2 separate regions of the Homo sapiens genome follow, and region 2 is linked to region 1. Evidence: chromatin loops called from intact Hi-C (ENCODE). Cell type or tissue: sigmoid colon. All regions are shown on one strand. Links, peaks and the distances in the headings refer to the core of each region. The heading gives the core; the rest is flanking DNA.

Region 1 (4,386 bases), core at 224-4,223:
CGCCTGGCAGGAGCCTTGTTGGACCCAGGAGTGAAGGTCTTGACCTGGCTCCCCTATTCTGCAGTGAGCAAGGCAATGGTTAAGACGAGAGCTGCCTTTCTAAGAAAGCTAAGAGGCCAGCACCTGTTTCCTCAGTCACTGGAGAAATTATTCAAGTAGCCCCCACGTGAAGCAGAGGTCTTGCCACGTGAAGGAGGCAAGTTCCTTACACTGCTTAGGAAAAGACAATCTACATTGTGGAGGAATTAATTCTTTTTACTTTTAGGTTATGCGAGACAGACCTGTCTCACTCCTCGCACAGACTCAAGTCCGCGCCCCCGTTTCTGCTCCCTGTGCAGAAGCAAAGTCTTCACCACTGTGGCTTGGGGTGTGAGGAAAGAAGGTGGAAAAATCTGAATTCTGTTGCCAGCGTCTGTTTTTCCTCGTCAGGAATAATTGACGATGTGTGCGAGATTTCTGCAGGCACAGCTCGGATTACTTGAGGTCGTCCAGAGAAGGGGAGACAGCTGCATTTTTCTCTATGTTTTATGAAGAAATCAGAATCCATGCAGTTAACAGGAACACCTGGCCGTGGCGATTCCGCAGACAGGCCTGAGGCACTGGGGTTCCGCCGCGACACTCCACATTCTGCTACAGCCTGTGTCTCCTCTGCATCACTGTGGGCCACAAAAGGCAATGGGCTCTACTCTCTGATTATCACCCAAAGGAAGGGCTATAGGTCACTCTAAAGCCAAACATCATTTAGCAAAAGTGCGTGGCAACTTAACGCGTTCTGTTACCTAGGCCTGTGTTTAACGGCCTGTGTATCTTGGAGAGTGCGCCAGGAAGTGGCATCACTCAGATTCCAGGGGTCTTTACCAGAATTTTAGGTAACGGCTGAAGGAGATGTTGGGCTACACCTGCTTGAATTGTTTGTAGGCTGAAAATGTGGTGATAGAGACCCGGGGCCCTGACAGCCCAGTTCTCTGTTGCCTGAGTTGGCCTGGGTTGGCCTGGACCTGCCGGGAGAGTCATTCTTCTACCTGCTGTGTTTGATTATAGGAGTCTTAGTTTATGTGATTCTCAAGACAAGGAGCTTCTCATTTAACCAGCTTCAGAGAAGAGACACACTCCAGGCCCCATAACCTTGGAGGAGCTAGATATTTGTAAAAATCTAGCCCAAGAAAAATATGTATAGAAAATTACCATGAAACACACCCCCAGCTCCTGATAGGCCAGCATGTTGACTTTGGGTTAGCCGTGAGCTGAGTGTATTATAGACACCCATTTCTCCTCTAGTAAGACTGAGTCTGCTGACTGCAGGGTTATGCCAAAGGCTGATAATTGAAGCACCTTATAAAAATTGCCCTTTGGAAAGTGTGATATTGTTTGTTGAGATTTAGGTGAGTGCACTGTTAGCTGTTATGTTAGAGGCACAGGGAAGATTTCTCTCTTGTTTTAATATCAGGAATTGGTATTTTATCTCCTGATTGCTTGCTCCATGCTGAGCTTTTAATTTTTATTAGATTTCCCTCTTTTTCTTGTCTGTATTACTCTCTGCGGGCAGGATGTCAGGAAGAAAAATGATGTGTTCCTTAATGAGAAAACAACTGAGAACTACAAAATCCAGTGACTCTGGTAGTTGCTCAATGTGATCCAATTCAAACAAGAAATCAATTATAAACTTCCATTCAATGGAGTGATATATTGCTTTGTCACTGGTAGATTCAAAATGGCCTTTAGCTCTGAGCCTGTGGTCCTCATCTCAGGGACAGGCAGCAAGAACTCAGTATACAGTAGGAGCCACTGTGCCCTGAGATGTAGTTGTAATCAGCCTGCACAGGGGTGGACTGTACTGCACAGCTGTGAGGGCACGTGCAAGGGATCCTTTCAAACTGTGCCTCCACTGGAAACTGAAAATTGTCAGAATTCAAATGGAGTCACTTCTGCCAAGCCCAGCTAAGCGGAGGAGAAAGGCCCACAGGAGGGGCCCTCACACACACCAGTGGGGAAAACCACAGCCTTGCACAAAGGCACTGCAGGCTCCCACGGAGAAGCCTTCTGTGTGGACATCAGCCAGTGACTGCCCGTTGAACCCTGGACTAACGCCACTCTTGCCATCCATCCTTGTCAAGGAGGCATGTTTCACAACCACCTTCCTCACCCCACAAGCCCTTGCCTTCCTTGGCCTCCCTGGGCGCGCCTGTGGCCCCCTAGGTTTGCCATGGCTCACGGATTCTGGGGTTGCACTTCTTTGTTGATTCCCAGATAAACACACTTTGGAGAGCCTCACTTTCTGTTGATATTTTAGCTTGACAAAACAAAGGGCCTCGTCGAGACATACACTTTCTTGAAAACAAAACAGTAACATCCCGTTGTCCTCTGTGTGGCTACCTCCCAAATAAAAACCGAGGGCTGGAGAACATCATGCTGCCATAAATTAATATCACCTGAAAAAATATAAGTAAACACTGAGCTTTAAGTGAAACACTTCGTTCCAAAATGGAACTGGATTTCTGTTTGCTGTTACAGTGATGGTTTGTGACAGTCTGTTTAAAAGACTGTGGGCCAGGTCTCCGGACACTCTGTAGTAGATACTAAACACAGCTTCCACATTAGGAAACAGGAGTATGTAATTTGGAGAAATAGTCTAAATTGGAAAATGCAAAACTCGCAGCATGTATCCAACATAAATTATACTTTTATTTGACCAATTCCTTCTCCTAAGTCCCCACGTCTCACTCTTGTCTGCCTATTCAACATGGATTCTGGAGGACCTGCTGCAAGATTACTAAACTGTGCGTGGTACAGTAGATGGGACTGTGCTGAAGGCACTACCTGCTCTCCGTAGATGCCTGCCTCTGAAGGCCTTTCCTTCAGTCCCTTGGCCCTGCCTTTGAGCGTGGTGCCCCGCCGGAGAATGAACTTTAACCAGGCCATTCACTGCTGCAGAGACCACTCTTCTCGGAACACACAGTTTCCGACCTTGGGCCGGTCACGGAGGCGTGGGTGGAGGGCAGTCCGGTCCCTGAGAGGGAAGGGCAGGGGGCCCGGGACATGGGCTGCGCAGGGGTTCCACCCTCCGCGTTGGCTGGCAGGCAGGCGAGGGGGACTCACGGCCTCTTTTCAGCTCTCTCTTCTCTGGGGAAAACTTGCCCTTGACAGCCCTGCTTGCTGCCTCGAGCTCCGAGAGGAGGCTTCGCAGTCACTGGAGCAGCTGTGCTCCTGCCTTTGCTGTTCCTGGAGTTTTGTGCACACAATGTGTGACACCACTGGTTCTCCAGAAGGAGCCACCACACTGTTGTTCCCTCACTCAAGCTGCAAGGTGCAAGCCTTGGCTTCAGGGTCTCCGACAGGTCCTCATCGCCCCCAAGTGCCCTCAGTGCTGTCTTTTGATTCTTCCCACATGGGAAGGGATCAAGATAGGGCGGTCCCCCAGAAACCCCATTCATCGACCTCTTCCAACAGGCCTGCTGCTCTCCCAGTGCTGCTGGCTGTCAAAGGCTCCAGGTCCCAGGCAGGGCACCTGTCGCCACAGGACAGGCTGATTGGGTGCCGGGCTGCCTGAGCTCTGGACCCCAGGGATTTAATTCAGGTGGTCTCTTGTCATCTGGGAAATTTTAATCCAGCTGGGATTACTGTCCGCAAATCATTTGTCCAGAGTTTCCACCAGAAGGAATCCCTGTAGCTAGGTATCACCTTTTCTGTTTAAAAACACCCTCCTCAAGTACAGCCTGGGGAAGCTGAGAGTCATCAAGGAATGAAATGGACTGTTCAGGCCTTTAATTAAGCAGATGTGGACTGAGTGGGCAGCTGACTCTGTGAACAGATGAATGTGTGTGGGGAAGCTGGTCCCAGAGCTGTCTCCATGCAGAGTTCCCATCACTGGTCCTCAGTTTAATAGAATAGTATATTTTTAAAGCTCCGCTGAAGTGTAAGCATTTCTGGTGTTTATGAAGCTGACTTGGTAAATCCTTTTGCCATCTTACTTACATTCCCTTTCAAAGCTTATTCTTTTGCTTGAAACACCGGGGTGGGTGGCTTGGTGGAGGCCATCCTGGGGAAGCACCACTGTGCTGTGAGCTCCTGCCCCATTCTTCAGGGGAACCCTCATTTCTCAGGGTTCTGGGGCTGCCTGTCCTGTCGTGGGGCATCTGAAGAAACCTTGAGATGGTTGCAGCGTCTCGTTCATCTCCAACTCAGGGTGCCACACCAATGCTCTCCCTCCGTGGCCACTTCTTGTTAAAGATGTGTGAGGTAGAAAGAAGACAGGCCCTCTTAGCTTGATTTGATTCCCTAAACTCAACAACAGAAGCCTGTCCTGTTGCGGGAAGTCAGGGACCCCAAACGGAGGGACCGGCTGAAGCCATGGCAGAAGAACGTGGATTGTGAAGATTTTATGGACAT
Region 2 (4,386 bases), core at 87-4,086, 53 kb before region 1:
CGCATCTCCGGGTGCTGGGACCAGGGCTGCGTGGTCCCTGAACGCGATGTTCACTTCCTCCCCGCATCCCCTGGTGCCGGGACCAGGGCTGCGTGCTCCTTGGACGCGATGCTCATTTCCTCCCCACATCCCCGGGTGCTGGGACCAGGGCTGCGTGGTCCCTGAACGCGATGTTCATTTCCTCCCCGCATCCCCGGGTGCGGGGACCAGGGCTGCGTGCTCCTTGGACGCGATGCTCATTTCCTTCCCACATCCCCGGGTGCTGGGACCAGGGCTGCGTGGTCCCTGAATGCGATGTTCACTTCCTCCCCGCATCCCCGGGTGCCGGGACCAGGGCTGCGTGCTCCTTGGACGCGATGCTCATTTCCTTCCCACATCCCCGGGTGCTGGGACCAGGGCTGCGTGGTCCCTGAATGCGATGTTCACTTCCTCCCCGCATCCCCGGGTGCCGGGACCAGGGCTGCGTGCTCCTTGGACGCGATGCTCATTTCCTTCCCACATCCCCGGGTGCTGGGACCAGGGCTGCGTGGTCCCTGAACGCGATGTTCATTTCCTGCCCGCATCTCCGGGTGCTGGGACCAGGGCTGCGTGCTCCCTGGGGACTTGGCTGAAAGGCAGCTCTGCTCGGGCTCCCAGGCGAGCCTGCTGCTGGTGCTGCTGGTCCCTCTGTGTCTGTGTGTCCAGCCTGGGAGGAGGCGCAGAGGCTGGAGTAGCCTCTGCCCACACACGTGCAGGCAGCGAGCGCCTGCGACAGGGCAGAGAGCAGCATGCATGGGGCAGGCAATCTTCCTGGGAACTCCGTGGCCCCTGCGTGCCCTGGTATCCGCTTCACACCACAGCCTCAGGACCCTGTCTCCCCAGCAGGACCCCGCCTCCCCACCCTGCAGGCTCATCTCACCAGCCTCATTCTCAGGCAGGTGCCCCCGACGTGGGGGCCCACAGGTTTCATTGTCCATCCCACTAACGATCCAGTGGAGGCTTTTTGTTTTTGTTTTAAAATAGAAGTCCCAGATCTTATCTCCAGTGACTGTCTTGGGTCACACGTCCACCCCTGAACCAGTCGCTGTGGCCAGTGGGGTAGGATGTGCTCTCTGGCCATAAGGGGCACGTGCCCTTCTCTGGAGGGGGAGGGATGGGTGGACCCGGGCCTTGCGCCCACCACAGGGGCTGACTGGGAAGAATGTCTTGCCCACCCTAGAAGACGAGGAAAAGAGGCTGGAAACAAGCGCACTCAATATTTCCTGCAGCTGTCTTTTCCCTGCACATGTGATCTCTGTGGATAGAGACCCTCCTTCAGGGACTGAGCAGTGCATGGGCACCTGTCATCCAGCACCAGGAAGATGGGAGTGGTGTGGCAGCGCTGGGAGGGGGGCCAGGCCCTGAGCATGCTCATGGGCAGGGCGGGTAGGTCGAAGGCTGCTCCAGGACCCTGCAGGCCGGGCCTCCATAGGGCAGGTCAGCAGCCATCCTGGAACAGGGCTGAGGCAGCAGGCCGGGAGGAAGCCCCCGTCCTTAGGAACGAGCTTGGAGAACACGGCGCAGATCCTGTGGGCAGCACAGGGGAGAGGTCGCCTGAAGCCCTGGAAATCCCTGGGAGAGTGAACCTTCCCGCCGGGCCTTGGGGAGTTGGAGAATATTCTGAAACAAGTCACATCACAGAGGTAAAGGGTGCAAGAGCAGCTCTGGAGAAAGGTGAGGAGGGAGGTTTGCCTGGAACGTCTGCAGATGTGTTTAGAGCTCGGATTTCTCCTGAAGGGCCTGAGCAATTCTGCCTGAGTCAGGGGGGATTCCTGTGCCGTGTGTGTAGGGGGTCCGGTGGGTGACAGCACAGGATGAGGTGCAGACCCATCCCGAACTGCCGGACTCGGCGCTCTGTCCTTCCCGACCTCCCTGAAGACCGGCACATTCCATGCTGGTCTCACTTCAGACAGCCAGGAGGGCCCTCCTTTCTCCAAGTCAAAACAAAAGCACCACTTAGGCACAGAGGGTGACATGGGGGCCGGCCACCGCCCTTTGCATGAACCAGAACAAAATGTTGCCTTATTAGGTGACTTCGTGCCGGGGTGCGGGGGCTGCTTCCTGTGGTGCTGCTGATCTGCAAAAGCTAAACATTTAGACTCTGCTCCACTCGAACACTCCTGCCAAGAAGTCTCTTTAGGTATTCTGTCTTTGTCAGGAAGGCCTGCCAGCTTAGCAGCACCCTTGGTCTGGGAGGCGGGAGGAAGTGTGTCTGTGGGGAAAGGTTTGTGCGAAGCGCTGGGCGGGCGTGGACTGGGCCTGCCTTTAGGAGCCACACCCCTCCCAGTGTTAATTCTCACAGGGAAGAGCTCAGCACCGAGTGGCTCGCTTTTGCTGCTGAACATTTCAGGCTGTTCTTCTGTGGCTTAAAATGACAGTAGGTTATAAAGTGAGCACTCAACATGCATTTCGGATGTTTCCTGCAGAATATTTTTTCCCTCCTTAGATTCCCCCCGACTTCTTTCTAAGCCCTATAAGGATAAATCTCTTACTCTCCTAGCATATCTAGTAAAATATTGTTGGGAAGATAAATGCATAGATAGCGCTTTACTGTAGTGGGTGGGGAGCCCCTGTGAGCAGGGTGTGGGGACCCTGCAAACAGCCAGAATGAGGAGCGTGGACACAGCAGAACTTCCCTTCAGTTCCCCGATGCAGAAGACGGGGAGCTCCTCGCAGGGGGTGGGTATTTCTGTGAAGTTTGAAGGCGGAGCCATGCGAAGGGTCTGTCTTTACTGTGGGATGCAGAACACAGGCAGAGCCATTTGAACCAGCCAAAAACATCCAAAAAATAAATCATGCTAAATAGCACCCACACTGCTGCAGCTAACGGACTTGCGCCAGGCTCCCGGCCCCAGCTATACCCCTGGCTCTGTCTTATTCAGGGACATGACAGGACACCAGCCAATTCCAGTGGCTGCTCCAGACTGTCTCGGCTCTGCGGTGAAGATGACCGACTTCCTTGATCATCACTCAGTTCCTCTCTCAGGATCATCCTCCACCATTGTGACTTTACTGACTTGGGTGCCCTCCCAAGCACCCAGGTGAAGGCCAGTGCACCCCTGCCTGTCGGCCACATGCTGGCAGGAGGCAGCCCGCCATGAGACACAGAGGCAGGGTGGCTGGGGTTAGAGGCAGGACTTTGGAGCCTGGTGGCCTGGGTCTGAAACCTGGTTGTCCCCTCCCTACCCTAGCCTTGGTCAGGTTGTGGTTGCTCAGATTTAGTTGTGCCAAGCGGTGAAGACTGGGTGAGGCCATGCTGGGCAGGTGCACCAGTCAGCCCTGTGTAGGTTTCCTCAACTCTGCTCATTCAAACAGGTAAATACATAACACACAACCCTTATTCTCAAATAGCTCAAGTTTATGGTCTAATTCAGCAGCTCCCACACTTTTTTGATATAAAAATTCTTTTGTGCTGTTATAACTCATCAAGGACCCCAAAAAGCTCTTGTAATCATGGGCTGTATCTACTGACATCAGTGAACATGTTTGCACTAAGCACGTTGTGATCTGAGGCACGTCCAGTCGGGCAGCAGATGGCTGACATCGCAGATCACCTAGGCTCACACGCTTCCAGAGTGCAAGGCCAGAGAACACCTTAGCAGTCTATAAAAGTGGTTCCGACCCCACGGATCTCCTGTGAGGACCTTAGGGAGCCCTGGGGGTCCCTTCAGACCTCGCTCTGAGAATGGCTGGTCTAACAGCAGGGACACCAAATGGACGCATCACAGGCAAACCGGCGGGCCTCGCTCCATGGAACCCCCAACCACAAGGAGCTCTAAGTGCAGTGGGATCCTCAGGTGATCCGAGTCCTTGGGGTGGAAGGAATGAGGGAAGGTTTCCCTGAGGAAACAAGGCAGAAGCAAAGTAGAAGGAAGGTTTTCTGGCAGTGTCGTGATCGTGTTCAGGGATCACCCGTCAGAGACTCATCGTCGATGTGAACACACATCCCTAAATCTAGTTTACATGCTTAAATTGAGCACTTTGCTCCTCAGTCACAGACATCTACACGCAGGCATTTAGATTTTTCCCCTCAAGCACGCATGAGATTTCCTTTATACCTGGAGAAAGAAGGGCCCATCCTGGAGATTTTCCCAGAAGGAATCCCTGGAAGGTGAATTCCAGCCACTGAGTCTTGGGTGACACTTGCTGTTTTGAAATGGCCCCTTGCCTGTTGAAAACTATGCACGTTTCAAAAACATCTTAAAACCAAAGTTCCACCAGGATGACTTATTCCATCTAAACATGCTTTCTTCTCATCTCTGTAAGACTCTGCTGGACCAGGACGCCATCTAAACATGCTTTCCTCTCATCTCTGTAAGACTCTGCTGGACCAGGATGCCTTATTCCATCTAAACACGCACTCTCTTC

Evidence for each region. Hi-C counts contacts between places; a loop is a spot of excess contacts. Peaks named below come from ENCODE experiments on the same cell type or tissue, not always from the same donor. Only the 100,000 strongest peaks of a DNase experiment are listed, where the experiment ranks them.
Region 2: it touches region 1 in a loop (2.3-fold over the local background); 3 of 110 quality-filtered maps call a loop at or near these places.

What each region holds. Positions count from the first base shown.
Region 1 is chr6:168,625,930-168,630,315 of GRCh38, forward strand. All of the region lies in intron 9 of SMOC2 (SPARC related modular calcium binding 2), which reads left to right. Among named protein-coding and RNA genes, the nearest start is that of SMOC2, 190 kb to the left of the region's middle. In sigmoid colon, for the core only: no CTCF peak of the experiment used is centred there; a DNase peak (open chromatin) is centred at 2,032.
Region 2 is chr6:168,572,862-168,577,247 of GRCh38, forward strand. The region is part of intron 7 of SMOC2 (SPARC related modular calcium binding 2); the gene reads left to right. Among named protein-coding and RNA genes, the nearest start is that of SMOC2, 130 kb to the left of the region's middle. In sigmoid colon, for the core only: no CTCF peak of the experiment used is centred there; DNase peaks (open chromatin) are centred at 1,454 and 2,210; H3K4me3 peaks cover 1,354 bases.